Linked DNA regions of Homo sapiens: region 2 is linked to region 1. The links are chromatin loops, found by intact Hi-C in ENCODE. Cell type or tissue: mammary epithelial cell. All regions are shown on one strand.

Region 1 (2,500 bases):
AACCATGGAATAAAACTGACGTGGTCTGTCACCTGTTTCTGAATGAGCTCCTGTCCCTTCTCTGGATGCATATGTACAAGATTCAGCTGGGGAGATACTGACCTCCGGAAAGGATAAATATCTCGAACATAGGTCTGTGTGGATTACATAAAGAGACAAAAAAAAGAGTTCAAAAGATTAAACATCTTTTCTCATTTCTTCTTTACCCAAAGATCTAAGCACTAGGATGCTATGCCAGGAGAAAAGCAGCTAAAGGCAATGTACTAAACAACACTCTGGAAGATCACTGTAAAGTGATGTCAGCGAGCATCCTGAGGCCCTTCTGCTCATTAGATCAGATCAGCATGGTCTTGTTTAACATGGTAGAAAAGAGATGCAAAACAGCATTCAAATTCCAAATAGACACACACAGGTATTATACGGGCAACGTAATTTTTCATGTAATAATGATCAATACCTAAGTGTCTTATCTAGCTTATCTCATTTAACTATTACAACTGCTCTAGCATGGATACCATTATCATTACCTTCATTTTACACACAAGAAAACCAAAGGGTAGAAAGGTGAAGTCGCCAGTCAAAAGCCCCATTGATAGTAAGATGGTGTGACCCAGGTGGCCATACTATTACCTTCTAAACAGCGATGCCTCCCTGACTGTGAGCCACCCTCAGGTAGGCATGATAAGCCTTTGGCACAACTCAACGGGGATGTCACTACTGGTGTCTCACCTTATTGTAGTGGATAAGGTTCCATCGTTTATCCATAAGAAAATAATGTGTTGACTGGGATTCTGGGATATTAAAAAACTCCAGACACTCCTAGAACAATAGCAACAAATTTTAATAAATGTTTATCAGGAAGATATTATGTGCTAGGTAGTAAGGTGACAGATACAAATTTTGAAAAAACAAGGTAACCTCTTACGAGAATTATCTGTATATATTGATGTCTTATGTAAACTGTATACGTTAGATATGTGTGTGTGTATATGTGTATACACATACACACACACATATATATATACACATATATATACACACATACCATGGCTGCATATATACCCACACAGAGCTATCCAAAGAATGGTACGATAAAGACTGATAATGTGATATGGACCATCTGATCTCATAGTGCCCAAAGATGTACAATTATAATTCAGACTGAGTGATGGACTGTGGAGGAACAGTGGCACCTACTGGTCTCAGCATCAGGAAGAAAGCATGTTTGAGAAACACTTAAGAATAATATAAACTATCATGCACTGTGCACATTATATACTATATACTAGGCATAGATAACTTGTATAACCTGAACTAGTATCTCAGTACTGTTGAAAATGAAACTGAGACTAGAGAAGTCTTATCACTTGATTTAGGTCACACTGGTTGTGGTGAAGGCAGCGTTTGAATATACTCTGTTTGCCTTCCTGCTATCCTACCATTCATCGTGAGTATAAAAATGGAGTATTTGTTGAAGTTGGGCCTTAGAAATTCTCTGGAGATGTCTGAATGAGGACAAAAGGAGTAGTAATGTCCCTTTCTACTGAAATAAGATGCACGAGTTTGGAAAAGTTGATTTTTTTTCCAAAGGTCTCTTCTACTTACATCTGGGCCCAGAACTATGTTCCTGAAAATCAGATTACTAAAAGTTTACTGACTAAAGTCAGTAGAAGTGGGGAAAATTATGGAAGGAAATAGCATAAGGAAATAATAGTGGGGCAGATTTTAGAAGAGTAAAGAAATGCATACATCCATTTAAAGACAGAAAAATGCCATTTTATTCTAAAATGGATCTTCAGTGAGGTGGCCATAGCATTGTCCTTAAAAATTGTTTCTGTTAAAAGTCATTCCTACCTTCAACAGGGCTTCAAATTGAGTGTCTTCATGGACTGGTAACTGGGTTGGGATATCGCACTCATTCTGTCCATGAACTACCAAGGTTTTAGTACCTACAGATGATAAAAATAATAACAAACTGACTTTTACTATAGAAAATTTGTATTTTAAAGCATAAAATATTAAAATATTATCAATAAGCTGATGTTTTTACTGTTAATTACAATTCTTAATTCATAGTTACATATATATTTTATTTATTTTTAACCTGGAAATTTAAGATTAATATACATATATTTTAAATATATTCACTTATTAAAAGTGATAGGTATGGAGTTCCCAATACTTTTAAAAAATTTTTATTTTTAGTAGAGACGAGGTTTCGCCATGTTGTCCAAGCTGGTCTCAAACTCCTGACCTCAAGCAATCCACCTGCCTCGGCCTCCCAAAGTGCGGAGATTACAGGAGTGAGCCACCGCGCTAGGCCAAGTTCTCAATACTTCTACCTGTCTTTTACATGCATAATTGTATTTAAATCTCATAGCCACCCCATGATGTGGGTGTTATGATTTTTTATCTTACAAATGAGGAAAAAGAGAAATGGAATAACTTAAGAGACATATTTATTTAGTGGAAGAGTTAGAATTCAAACCTCAAGCATTTC
Region 2 (2,500 bases), 160 kb after region 1:
CATTTTCTTTTACACGTGTAATTGCATATATGAAAGAGAAGTGGATCTCGATGGTTTTCGGTATCCACTCTTAATCTGAAGACTTCTAAGATTTTAAATCGCCAGTGGTCAGAAGTGGTGCATTACTTACGTGTACAGTCATAATAAAAACTGAAAATTGAACACGGCTTATGGGTCATAATTTCCAGAATCTAATATCTTATCTGATAAATCTCTAAAATAACAATAATAAAGAAAACCTTTTCTGTTTATTGGAATAGGTGTCAGGCCTTTCCGGGGTTGTGGGGGAAGGTCCCTTATCACAAATCCTCAGGAGATTTAACTGGGGAGATTAATCTGAGCAAAACGGTTAACAAGTGGGCATAGCAGATATTCGCCAAACAGGAGCTGGAAAAACAACAGGTCACTGGGCTAGAATTACAGCAGGAGATGGAGGGGGAATTGGACGCAGGAGCACAACCAGTCATAATTATCTAGCTCCCCGCCCCCTCTTCCCAGGCTCTCTGCCCTCCCACCCCCTAAAATAATGTATACATTTATGCGACAACTGCCAATCTGCTTGTCGTCAAACTTCACTGAAATATATACATATATATACATATTTTAATGCGTGTTTTTAAGCTGGTGCAGAGGGCTTGTTTTCCAGCCCCAGAGAGGGAGCTGCAGGCTGTGGCGCGGCCTCAGCGGCGGCGGCGGCAGCGGCGACCCGGGCGGCCCCAGGAGCGCCCCCAGCCCAGGGCGGCCCGCGGTGCGCCCTCTGCGCCCCTCACCTGGTTTGCCGCCACAGGAAGGTCTGGATGGGCAGGGGGATGCCGCGGCCGCCGTCCTGCTCCTGGCCCTCGGAGCTCTTCCTCTTCACCATAATGGTGGCTCCCGGGAGTCCTACTGCAGGACCCAGCTCTGTCTCCTCGCTAGCCGCCGCCGCCGCCTCCTCCCGCTGCTCCCAACTCTCATCCCCTCCTTCCCCGAGGCAGAGCCGGCTCTCTCCGCCCTGATCCCCCGTGCCTCTCCCCTCCCCCCACCCCTCCCCGCGCGTGGAACATGGCTGCGGGAGGAGGGGAGGGCTGGAGGAGCCGCGGAGCGAGGAGGGGGGCGCTCGGAGCAGCGGTCCGCCTCGCCGCCCCCGCACCCGCTCCCTGCTTTCAGCACCTCCCACTGTGGACAGCGGCCCGCGCCGGGCTGCACGGCCGGAGAAGCGAATCCGGGGCAGCTTGAGCCGCAGGGGTACGGCCCAAGAAGTCCACGCTCCGCATCGCAGGCGCTCGTCCCCTGCGCGGCCTCTTCAGCCCCCGGAATTCGGCTTTCCCCGCTCCGAGCTGCACTCAGGAGTGTCCCCTGTCCTGCTTTCCAACCTCAGCATCCAAACTGTCGCCGTCTGGGTAGGAGGAGCTTTGGGGAACCGCAGAGCAGTCGCTAACCCTGGCATCATTCTCACCTCCAGCAAGGAGATCAGGAGTCCAGGGGTTAGCCGGAGGAACACATGAAAATTATTAGAAGTGTAAACCAGGAAGGTGAGGCAAGGTTGGCAAGTGAGAGGAAGCTTGAAAGATCTTAGATATGAGAAGTTATTTTTATATGATAACCACAAGAAATAAACCTTGTTTGTTTTCCTAAAGCAGGAATACAAAGTTCCCAAAGTAACCAGTTGTGGATATCAGTTAATTGCAAATTGAGGAAGAACATTTGAATCATGCTGTGAGGAAATGTGGTTTATTACAGTCCATTAAATGCACTTGGGTGATCCTGTTCGCCCCCAGTGATAGCTACCATTTTCCTTCAGTTGTAATAGTCAAATGCTTATATGTTACATATATTAATATTTTATAGTTGGATTGCTGTTAGATATATTATCTAGGAGTAAAACAAGTAGGCCGGGGAGGGGGGTGAGGTGGGGTGAAGCAATCGGAATAGTAACTACCTGCAATTCCTCCTCCTCCCCCTCCTCCTTCTCCTTCTTCCTCCTCCTCCTCCCCCTTCTCCTCCTCCTCCTCTTCTCCTCCTTCTCCTTCTTTCTTCTTTCTTGTTCTTTGACGGAATCTCGCTCTTCAACCAGGCTGGAGTGCAGACGTGTGATCACGACTCACTGCAGCCTTGACCTCCCAGGCTCAAGAGATCCTCTCAGCTCAGTCTCCCCAACAGTTGGGACTACAGGTGTGCACCACTACTCCCAGCTAATTTTTTATTTTTGTAGAGATGGGGGTCACACTATGTTTCCCAGGCTAGTCTCAAACTCCTGGGCTCAAGCAATCCTTTCACCTTGGCTTCTCAAAGTTCTGGGATTACAGGCATGAGCCACCATGCCTGGCCTCATCTTTTAGAGCAAAGATATTGGTGTAATCCATGAAATGAAGAATCAGACTCCAGGTCCTAATCTCAACAGATGTAATATTTCATATATAATTAACAGCATAGTATATATCAATATTTTTTGCCATAGAAATAAATTCTTCATTTACTTTCTTGAAGTTATCTTTTATTATGAATCTCAAAAATATGGATC

The links. Hi-C counts contacts between places; a loop is a spot of excess contacts. Peaks named below come from ENCODE experiments on the same cell type or tissue, not always from the same donor. Only the 100,000 strongest peaks of a DNase experiment are listed, where the experiment ranks them.
Region 2: a loop joins it to region 1, with 2.6 times the contacts of the local background. A loop is called at or near these places in 3 of 110 quality-filtered maps.

What each region holds. Positions count from the first base shown.
Region 1 is chr2:209,935,163-209,937,662 of GRCh38, reverse strand. UNC80 (unc-80 subunit of NALCN channel complex) reads right to left here. Exons shown (of 65, transcript NM_001371986.1): 40 at 1,855-1,949; 41 at 730-819; 42 at 33-134. Among named protein-coding and RNA genes, the nearest start is that of RPE, 66 kb to the left of the region's middle. In mammary epithelial cell, a CTCF peak has its summit at 1,205 (motif pointing left); no DNase peak of the experiment used is centred here.
Region 2 is chr2:209,770,435-209,772,934 of GRCh38, reverse strand. It overlaps UNC80 (unc-80 subunit of NALCN channel complex), which reads right to left and starts at 1,103. Exons shown (of 65, transcript NM_001371986.1): 1 at 771-1,103. The coding sequence starts at 862. In mammary epithelial cell, no CTCF peak of the experiment used is centred here; a DNase peak (open chromatin) is centred at 1,174; H3K4me3 peaks cover 704 bases; H3K27me3 peaks cover 223 bases.